Regions from separate parts of the Homo sapiens genome. Here regions 1 and 3 are each linked to region 2. The links are chromatin loops, found by intact Hi-C in ENCODE. Cell type or tissue: CD4-positive, alpha-beta T cell. All regions are shown on one strand. Links, peaks and the distances in the headings refer to the core of each region. The heading gives the core; the rest is flanking DNA.

What was found. A loop is a pair of places that touch in the nucleus more often than their neighbours do. Peaks named below come from ENCODE experiments on the same cell type or tissue, not always from the same donor. Only the 100,000 strongest peaks of a DNase experiment are listed, where the experiment ranks them.
Region 1: it touches region 2 in a loop (4-fold over the local background); 4 of 110 quality-filtered maps call a loop at or near these places.
Region 3: it touches region 2 in a loop (3-fold over the local background); 9 of 110 quality-filtered maps call a loop at or near these places.

The regions. Positions count from the first base shown.
Region 1 is chr10:73,156,700-73,162,803 of GRCh38, forward strand. ECD (ecdysoneless cell cycle regulator) reads right to left here. Exons shown (of 14, transcript NM_007265.3): 3 at 3,735-3,852. Among named protein-coding and RNA genes, the nearest start is that of ECD, 8.3 kb to the right of the region's middle. In CD4-positive, alpha-beta T cell, for the core only: CTCF peaks have their summits at 2,522 (motif pointing left) and 2,725; a DNase peak (open chromatin) is centred at 2,532.
Region 2 is chr10:72,693,077-72,695,576 of GRCh38, forward strand. All of the region lies in intron 1 of MCU (mitochondrial calcium uniporter), which reads left to right. Among named protein-coding and RNA genes, the nearest start is that of MCU, 2.2 kb to the left of the region's middle. RefSeq lists an enhancer at 415-504. In CD4-positive, alpha-beta T cell, for the core only: a CTCF peak has its summit at 1,549; DNase peaks (open chromatin) are centred at 85 and 1,595; H3K4me3 peaks cover 361 bases.
Region 3 is chr10:72,874,276-72,876,775 of GRCh38, forward strand. The region is part of intron 6 of MCU (mitochondrial calcium uniporter); the gene reads left to right. Among named protein-coding and RNA genes, the nearest start is that of OIT3, 18 kb to the right of the region's middle. In CD4-positive, alpha-beta T cell, for the core only: no CTCF peak of the experiment used is centred there; a DNase peak (open chromatin) is centred at 1,166.

The sequences.
Region 1 (6,104 bases), core at 1,503-4,002, 470 kb after region 2:
CTGCTAGTAACCAAAACAGTTTCATTCTAATACATTTTCCTCTTCATCTTAGTAAATATTTGAGTATGTACTATGTGCAGATGGCTATAAGAAAGCAAAATATTTAAGATAACATTAAGCACTGAAGGAGACTGTAAGATTGTAAGGAGGAGTTGAAGGTAGATATGATAAGGAGAGAAGATAAGCAATTTACATAAAGAAATATTAGACAAAAATATGAAAATATACGAAAGTACTATAGGGTTCCAAAAGAAAAAAAAGAAACACATAGCTGAGATTAGAAAAGCCTTCATGTAGGAGGTGTTATTTGGGCCTGAAAAGATAATTATTTCTGCCTCATTTGCATCACTTTTTTTTTTTTTATTTTGGAGACGGAGTCTCGCTCTGTCACTCAGGCTAGAGTGCAGTGGTATGATCTCGGCTCACTGCAACCTCCACCTCTTGTTTTCAGGCAATTATCCTGCCTCAGCCTCCTGAGTAGTTGGGATTACAAGTGCCCGCCATCATGCCCAGCTAATTTTTGTATTTTTAGTAGAGACAGGGTTTCGCCATGTTGCCCAGGCTGGTCTCGAACTCCTGACCTCAAGTGATCCGCTCACCTCAGCCTCCCAAAGTGCTAGGATTACAGGTGTGAGCCACCACGCCCGGCCCGTATCACTTTTTTAAATTTAATTTTTTAAAATAGGTTATACATTCACATGGTTACATTTTTTAAAAAAATGTATTAAAAGTTACATGGCCAGGTGCAGTGGCTCACGCCTGTAATCCCAGCACTTTGGGAGGCCGAGGTGGGCGGATCACCTGAGGTCAGGAGCTCAAGACCAGCCTGACCAACATGGAGAAACCCCGTCTCTACTAAAAATACAAAAAAAATCAGCCAGGCGTGGTGGCCCATGCCTGTAATCCCAGCTACTCGGGAGGCTGAGGTAGGAGAATTGCTTGAACCTGGGAGGCAGAGGTTGCGGTGAGCCGAGATCGCACCATTGCATTCCAGCCTGGGCAACAAGAGCGAAACTCCATCTCAAAAAAAAAAAAAGTTACAAAATAAAAAAGTCTCCCTCCTACTTTTGTCCCTATCTGCTCAACCCTACATGCATCACTGCTGTTTCTTGTATATCCTTCTAGAGTTTGCTTACACATAATCTAACTATAGAAATATATACTTGTATTTTCTCCCTTTTTTACACAAGACATGGCATATTTTATATACTGTTATATATCGTTCTAGCTCTATACTTCTATTTTTATTATTTTATTTTATTTTATTTTATTTTATTTTTGAGACAGAGTCTCACTCTGTCGCACAGGCTGGAATGTAGTGGTGCAATCACACTCACTGCAACCTCTACCTCCTGGGCTCAAGTGATTCTCCTGCCTCAGCCTCCCGAGTAGCTGGGACCACAGGCATGGGCCACCACACATGGCTAATTTTTGTATTTTTAGTAGAGATGGGGTTTCACCATGTTGGCCAGGCTCGTCTCGAACTTCTGACCTCATGTGATGCTTCCGCTTCGACTTCCCAAAGCGTTGGGATTACAGATGTGAGCCACCGCCCCAGGCCTACAATGTATTGTGTTCTTGAAACTTGCTAAGGCAGTAGATTTTAAATGTTCGCACCACACACAAAAAAATAAGTATGTGAAGTAATGTACGTTATGAGCTCAATTCAGCCATCCTACAATATATATGTATTTCAAGACAACATGTTATACATAATAAATATATAAAATTTTTATTTATCAATTTTAAAAATAGGCTGGGCGCAGTGGCTCACACCTGTAATCCCAGCACTTTGGGAGGCTGAGGCAGGTGGATCACTTGAGGTCAGGAGTTTGAGACCAGCCTGGCCAACATGGTGAAACCTTGTCTCTACAAAAAATACAAAAATTAGCCAGGTGTGGTGGTGCACGCCCATAGCCCCAGCTACTCAGGAGGATGAGGTAAGAGAATTGCTTGAGCCCGGGAGGCAGAGGTTGCAGTGAGCCGAGATTGTTCCACTGCAGTCCAGTCTGGGCAAGAGAGTGAGAGCCTGTCTCAAAAAAATAAAATAAAATAAAATAGAGCACAGTGGCATGTGCCTGTAGTACCAGCTGCTTGGGAGACTGAGGCAGGAGGATGGCTTGAGCCCAGGAGTTCAAGTCCCGCCTGGGCAAAATAGTAAGACCCCGTCTTTAAAAAACTAAATAAATAATAAATAAATTTAAAACATTTAAAAATTTTAAATAAATTTATTTAAAGATAAAAATAAAATGAGTTATCGCTTAGATTTACATCCTGAAATATTTAAGGATCAAATGACAGCTACAGATGAAATAATAATGACCATGAGTTGGTAATTGTTGAAGCTGGATAATGGGAACATGTGGGTTCATTCTTTCTACTTTAATGTATGTTTAAAATTTAAATAATAAGTTTTCAAAGGTTTTTTTCTCCCTTCTATTTTGTTCTGTTGGGAAAGAGGTTGAGTGGGTAAAAAAAGATCAGAATTTGGGTGCTGACTAGGAAAACTAGGACAAAATATAAGTGGGCGGAACGCCCTCTGCTGGCAATACGTGGTTAATTACAGAAAACCCAGGTCCCATTTTTAACGTAATGTTACCTACTTTGCTTCCTATACAATTGTGTTCACTGACTTCTCTTTAAATTGTTTCTGTGTATGATTTCTCAAAAAATATAGCTATGGTCTAGTACAGGAATACATATTTAAAAATACGTGAAATATGTGTGTATGTGTATGAATGGAATTTTATTTTTCAAAGATCCACAAGGAATTTAATGGTGATTACTTCTGGGAAGCAAGAGCAGTAGAAACCTTTGTATCTTTTGAATTTTGTTTACCACATGTATTTGTTTTTTCATAATTAGAACTTTAAAAAGAAAACCTAAAATAAGTAGGTTTTATTTGAAATCTTTTGGAAGTTGAACTCTTTGACAGTACTTTAATTTTTTTTTTTTTTTTTTTTGAGACAGTTTCACTCTTGTTGCCCAGGCTGGAGTGCAATGGCGCGATCTCGGCTCACCGCAACCTCCGCCTCCCAGGTTCAAGCAATTCTCCTGCCTCAGCCTCCCGAGTAGCTGTGATTACAGGCATGTACCACCATGCCTGGCTAATTTTGTATTTTTAGTAGAGACAGGGTTTCTCCATGTTGAGGCTGGTCTCGAACTCCTGACCTCAAATGATCCGCCTGCCTCGGCCTCCCAAAGTGCTGGGATTACAGGTGTGAGCCACCGCGCCTGGCCGTGTACTTTAATTCTTTCTCAAGAAAAGGAAGCCACAAGAGAAGAGAAAGAAAACACAGATATGGCTGGGCGCGGTGGCTTACGCCTGTATTCCCAGCACTTTGGGAGGCCAAGGTGGGTGGATCACCTGAGGTCAGGAGCTCCAGAGACTAGCCTAGCCAACATGGTGAACCCTTGTCTCTACTAAAAATACAAAATTAGCCAGGCGTGGTGGTGCACGCCTGTAATCCCAGCTACTTGGGAGGCTGAGGCAGGAGAATCGCTTGAACCCGGAAGGTGAAGATTGCAGTGAGCCAAGATCACACCACTGCACTCCAGCCTGGGTGACAAAGCAAGACTGTCTCAAAAAAAAAAAAAAAGAGCACAGATACTATTAAAATCTGTACAATTTCCAGCAGACTACAGGAGAAAAATAAATTACTAAATAGATAAAAATGTAGTCACTTTGTTTCAGTAATAGAATTCCTTTAGAATAATTAAAATAACTACAATACCTTGCTACTAACTCTGGAAATTCCTTTGTGATCTGCTTTATTACATAAACAATAAACCATTCATCCTCAATGTTATCCCCAAACTTTGTCACGCCAAACATATGAGCAGGAACACCTCCTAAAAACAAGAGAAAAGCAACCATGTAACCAGATAAATTTGTTACTGCAAATAAAATGCACATAATCATTCAACTGAATACACATTCATTGACTGATTGCTCTAAGTACTGGGGAGCAGGGGTTGCAATCCTGAAGAAGAAGCCTACTCCTGAGGAGCTCAGGGTAAAACAAGACAACCAAATGATCTCAAAACAAGATAATGAACTCTAGAACAGGAGTGTGCAGTAACGGCTATGTGAGTATAAAGGAGGGGATATCTGTGCTATGCTTGCCTGGAGGAATGACAAGAGGTGAGCTTTCCAGAAAAATGGAAAAGTATGTGCAAAGGCACAGAGGCATGATGTATAGAGTATGTATGTATAGAGTATTCTGGGAATACCAGGACGCTAGATTTGGATGGAGCAGAAGTTTTCAAACATGTGCACTATTCACAAACACATGGAAACTAAACAACAACACACTCTTGGAATAAATCACAGGGAAATTAGAAAATATCTTGGGACAAATGAAAATGAATGCACATCATACCAAAACTTAAGGAATTCAGTGAAAGCAGTGCTAAAAAGGAAGTTTGTAGTTGTGAAAGATCTCAAATCAACAACCTATACCTCAAAAAAAAAAAACAAAAACTAAACCCAAACCTAGCATAAGGAAGGAAATAATAAACATTACAGCAGAGAGAAATATAGAGACCAGAAAAAATAATAGAAAAACAAAACAGCTGAGTTGGGTTTTTTTTAAAAGATTGACAAACTATTAACTTGATTAACCAGGAATAAGAGCAAATACTCAAATAACTAAAATCGGAAATGAAAGAGGGGACAGTACAACTTATGTCATAGAAATAAGAAGGATAAGAGAATTCTATGAACAATGGTATACCAGTAAGTTGGATAACCTATAAGAAATTGACAAATTCCTAGAAACACAACCTGTCAAGACTGGATCATGAGAAATACAAAAATCTGAACAGATCTATAACTAGTAAGGAGATTGAATCAATAATCCAAAAGCTCCTAACAAAGAAAAGCTGGCTTCACCGGGGAATTCTTCCAAACATTTAAAGAATTTGACACCAATCCTCCTCAAAATCTTCCAAAAAAATAAAAGGGAGGGAATTCCCAAATTCCTTCTGAGGCCAGCATTACCCTAATACCAAAGCCAGACAAAGACAATATGAGAAAGCTGTAGATCAATATCCCTGATGAGTATCAATGCAGAAATCCTTAACAAAATATCAGCAATCTGAATTCAACAACACATTAAATAGATTATTCACCACGACCAAGCGAGATTTATTCCTGGGATGCAAGGATGGTTCAACACACGAAAATCAATGTACAGTTAATATCCCACATTAACAGAATGAAGGTCAAACAAGTGCATTACAGAGTGTCTCAAGAGCTGCCATGGCAAACAATAGGTAGAAGAACAGCCCAACCAACTCTTCTTCTCCCCACCCCAGATCTCAAGTTTCTTCAACTAGAGAACTCCAATTAAAGTAACTATTTTTGTCTATATTAGACTTTGATTTAAATTTCATCTTGAAGCAATGGGAACTACTGAAGGATATTAAGCAGGAGAGTGACACAATCAAATTTGTGTTTTACAAACATAACCAGCAACAGTGTTAGGAACTAGAAAGACAGGAACCAGAGAGGTAAGTTAGGAGGCTGTTGTTGTTTTCCAGATGTAGAGATAAAGAGGGTCTACACTGAAGCCAAATAGATGTAGAGAAGGGGTCATATTTTAGAAGCATTCAGGATTTAGCATCTGACTGAACATGGTGAAGTGAGGAACTGATTATGATTTTGAATTACTGACTAGCTTGGATAACTGGGTGGATGGCAATGCCATTAAACAAGATAAGAAAACAGTAAAAATGGTTTTCTAGAGGATGGATAAAGGGTTGGTTTTAGATGTGCTACACCAATGTGACAGTGTTCTTGCCAATAAATATCATATGTATTTCAATGAATAAGAGTTCAATAAAATTAACAGTAAGATATGTAGCAATTGTTGCCAAAAGATAACAGATACGCACTAAACTGAGAGTATCACAGTGATGTATACTTGTGATGTATACATGGGGGGTATATCTTGTGATGGTATCACAAGATGCCAGGCTCCTGATCCCAAATAAGACCTCACATAAGTCACTGTGTAAGGAGAGACTTGGTCACCTACCCATGATTTATTTTCATAAAACTATAAGAAATGATAGAACTGTAATGTGACCAGTTCCCCACC
Region 2 (2,500 bases), core at 1-2,500:
GACAGAGGCAGAGATTTGGTGGTTGTATTAACCAGTTGTTGCTGGGTTTCATTGGCTGGCAGAAAAAGAGGATTTCTGTTTGAACACTCTTGGGTGAGTGTGTGTGTGTGTGTGTGTGTGTGTGAGAGAGAGAGAGACAGAGTGTGAGAGAGATTTCTTTTTTCAATTGCAAGAGATGAATTTGGCATGGAGTTCTTAACCTAACAAGTCAGGAGGTTTCCTTCCCTTGGACTTTCTAGACCTATATGTGTTGGTCTCTGGCCAGCTCTGAGGGAAAGAATGTAGGTTTTATTTGCTGGGGCTGAGTTGTATAGTGTGATTATTGGAGGATCACTGCAAACAGCTTGATAGGAGAAACTACAATAGTACCTTCAACCCTCAATAAACACATCGCCTGCCTTGTTCTGATCATAACTCTTAAGAGGAAACTGAACTGGAGCTCTTCGGAGAGGATACTCCTAAGGCCAATGACAGCATCAAAATCGAGTGCCTGAAAGATCTATGAAAAGACCTAATGCTCTGCAAAAGCAAGGTTGTATTGTTATTATTAGTCATAGGTATGGACCCTATCCTCATTCTTGTGAGAAGATTGTACCTCTTTTTATTTGGCATACTGGCATATTGCTTTGCTGAAGCTTTTGGGTGACAGCCAAGAGCTTTTCCACAGTTCAATTTAATTTGCATGTTTCATAGCCTCTAGTTATGTGTTTTGTTCTCTTAAAAACATAAGGCCACCCCAAATTTTGATTGCATTCCCCTTTCCGTCGAACTACTTAAAGGCTTCCCAAGTTGTCCTTAAGTCCATATTTTGATAAGACATCTTCTGACTTTGCACAGTTTTTAAGACTGTTTGGGTGTGATATTCATTTAGCATTTTAAAAAATTTGTGCCTTGTATATTTTCCACTATGCAAATTTGTCAGGCTGTGAGTGTCTCCCTTGTGGGGATACTTCACGAAGGTGTTCTCTGTGCTATTCTAGGGTGGGTAAAAATGAAGTGCTGAATTTGTAACTGAAAGCACAATTAAAACGAAGTGTTATTTCTAAAGGGCAGGAATGTTATGGGAATGGTGACTTGTACATGAATTTAGAATTGTAAGATTTTGAAAAAAATTGAACCTGATTATTTAAAGTGTATAAACATTTTATTTTTCTACAATTCTTCTGAAGCCATCATGTATACAGCTGTTTCCATAGGATAGTCTGTGATTCTTTACAAGAAATTCCATTTAAAAGATATTGAGGCCCTAAAAAGAGAGAGACTTGGCCAAGGTTACGTTAGCTAATACGTAAGTTTTAGGACTCCCACTCATCTGAGATATTCTCACCTCTTATTGTGTTCTTTTCATTGTAAAGTGCAAATGCTCCTTTACATCTCTCTCCTCCCTTATAAAATTTACTATTGTCCATTATGAAAGTATTGCTATTTCAAAACCCCATGAATGGGAATTCTCCTGTAAGTAGGTGTTGATTTGAGTACATATATTAGGTGAATATGGGAGCAAACAACTTACCAGAAAGAATAGATGTTCTGGTAAAGGTCCCTGAGAGACACTAAGGTTGAATCTTGCTTGGGAGACATCCTGTGTATGTGCAGCAGATGGCAGTCTGCATTGGAATGGATCACAAGTCCAGTTTGTGCCACTTTTGTTCCGCTGTATGGTATGGTAAATTACAACCAGGGGGGCATAACCAGTTACAGCACTGCCTAATTTTTTAAGTGAGAAATTCATCTTTTCCAAGTTTCGAGAATGAGTCCAAAGCAATACAGTAGCTCAGCTAGTTGGTAAGTGCAATTATGAAGTTATAAACTTAGTTTGTCTCTTCCCCCTTCTCCATTAGTATGTCATTCAACTGAGTAAATAAGAGTAAAGGTACAGGGGCTTATTCAATATTTTTAGCACCATCTAGTGTAATTTTTTTCCTTCTCTCCGGCTTGTGACTGTAACCAAAACTGATGTAAAATGTTTGTTGCCTGCTTTTCTGTATGGTTAGTGAAGGTGGCTGCTATTTTTAAGTATGATTCTTCGAAGAGGAACTGCCTTTCATTGTGAGCTGTGTAATTCCATTGCTAAAACAAACTATTTCGTCTCTGATTATGACAGCCCCACTGTTGGCATTTTCTAGCAGTTAACGGCTATGCTGAATTACTACATCTTTTACTTAAGTCTGTCATTGTCCTGTTACAGTTTGTGGCTGACTTGCTCTACTTTACACATCACAGTTCTTTTGGCAATGACATTGTTTCAGCTTAACCTGAAAGTTTTAACAGGTTACACTGCCTGACACAGAGGCAGGTCCTAACTCTTTAATTGAGTTCCTCATAGTCTGGCCCAATCTTATTATGCCAGATTCATCCCAGCACAAATACTCTGTTGTACTTAAGCTAGTCTCTGCACTGTCCCATACATTCATACTAAACCTTTATGGATTTTTTGTAGCTGAATTTCAGCCTTTATCACCCCTAATCACTCCTCTAGCCTTTAAGGTTCATTTCAGGT
Region 3 (2,500 bases), core at 1-2,500, 180 kb after region 2:
TATCTTGGAATTCCAGTGTCACTTTAGGAAGTATGAAGATTTAGCATTACTTTCAGTTATTATTATAATATACCATCATAGATCCAACCTAGCACTCCCTTTAATATCAAATATTTGAAATACCTGAGACATCGGAAAAGCTTTTTCTGTTTTCTTAGTTATCAGAAGAAAGCTGAGAGTTGCATCTCATATTTAATATGGCTGCTATTGAACATACGCATTTTCTTTCTGTTGTTAGATTAGTGGTCACAGCCTATTTGTGTTTGGGGAAATGATAGCACAAGAATGTTATTTAACTTTTCTTGGCCTCCCAAATGTGTCTAATAGAGAAGAAAGTAAACTGTTTTATGTCTTACAATTGCTTGCCCAGAATTTTTAGCACCTAGTTGCATGTCTGGCTCATACTAGTCACTGTGAACGAACTGAACAGTCACATCATTCTTATCTGATCACAGCTCTGGGCATGGATAACAACCATGTTTTCAGCCAAACACTAATATTTTTCCAGTTATACCTTGAATCTAAAGATCACCCTTGATATATCTCTTGCTGATTAATTGGGTACAAAATAGTGGTATTTCCTTGTGGACTTTCCATTTCCTTGATTACTGAAGAGGTGAAGCATTCTTTCCACTGTGAGATACCCATACCTTTTGCTTGGTCATTACTATTAAGTACGTTTTGCTAAGCCTAATTATGTGTCCAGCATTTTACATCTAGTAACATAAGTACATCTATTCACATATTTAATCTCAACCCTATAAGTATTAATATATCGCCATTCCATAGATGAGGAAACTGAGTCTCCAAGAGGATAAGTAATCTGCCCAAACATTATATCTAGTACACTGTAGGACAAGGAATTGAATCCAGATTTGTGTGGCTCTGTAGGCTGCTCACTTTCCACTCAATTATGCTGCCTTCTGTTGACTTCATTTATGAGGAGTAACTTTTGAAAACTATAATTAGAATAGATACAGAATAGAAATAAAAATATATTGGGGAAATAATTATTACTTCTTACAAAGGGCTGTTTTGTAAATGTTTTCTGTATTAGACTTGAATACAGTGTTACCACTTTCTCCCTTCTCGTCATGCTGTAGAATCTTTAATGCCCTACCTGTCCTACTAGTTAAATGCTCCATTCTGTGATTACCAAAATAGTCTTGCTGCCCCCAAGTGACAAGTTGCAAAATAGCAGTAGTAAATAATTTAGTCACTATTCACTTATGAATAGGAAAACAGTGACCAAATAAAATGTAAATAGTTTTCATATTAAATATTTTTACTAACATACCCATCTTATTACCTCTGAAGCAAATGCCTGTTCAATGGCATTTAAACTCTTCTAAACTGCTGTTACTATGAGTTGCTGTACTTGTTAACAGTCTAAATATATCCCAATAGTATGTTAAGTTCCAAAGAATCTTTTTAAGATGGCAAGCTCCTTGAAATCATAAAATCAAATGGAATATTGAGTTTTGCTGATTAATATTTCAGTAGAACCTGAGTACTGATTTCTATTATGTGGAAAAGGAGCTGGGCAGTAAGACTTGCCTGTGGGAGCTGTGTCAGCGTGCAGGTGGACCAGCCGTCCCACCATCTGGCCCATGCCTTTTCAATGAAGGGGATGATGTTGCCTCATAGGAGTGAGCATTGATTCTTGGGGAGTAAAAACATATTGCATATTATAATGCATAAACAGATAAACAGTATATTAAACCTCCTGTGGGAAGGAGGAGTAATCAGGAAAAAAATGCCTTAAAAAGCTACTTAGGGTGGCAATAATGAAAAAAGTGTTGATAAATAGTGACCTAGCCTTTAATACCCTTTACCTCCTCAATTCCAATAACCGTCATTTATATTGTACTCCGGCAAACCACTTCAATGGCTGTTCAGGGCCTTCTTTCCTAGAACTGTCCCACTTATAATATAAATTAGTATGTTAATTTCTGATAATTTATTTTCTTTCTAGACCTTTTATTCACTCACTCACTCCTTTGACCTCATCCAGACCTTTAAGCTACTGGCATCTTTCCCTTAACTTTTTACTGTCACCTTCCTCCTGTATCACTTCCTTTTCTATCCAATTTAAACTGTGTTGCCATTCTCTTCTTAGTATGCTACCATCCCTGCCCTTTTGTCTTTTACAGTATGTACTCTATAAACTCCTAATATTGGACTAATCTAGACCTTTATCCTATCTATATCTAGGCTATTAAATATTACTAGAGAGAAAGCATGTCATAGTGTAGAATGGGCCACTGCTTGTGTTTTTAATCATATTTTCTTCCCTCATATCCCCATAGTAGTTATTCTAAGACTTCACATCAAGATCCCCATCCCACCCTTAACCTTCTCCTAGAAAATTGAAGTTAACAGTTAGAAGCTTTCTAATTCTTAAAACTGTAAATGCAACTGTATCTGTACTGAATTTTACACGATTTCCATCAAATTCCAAGAAGAGGTGGCATTTTCCTATTTAGGGCTAGCCCCTCCA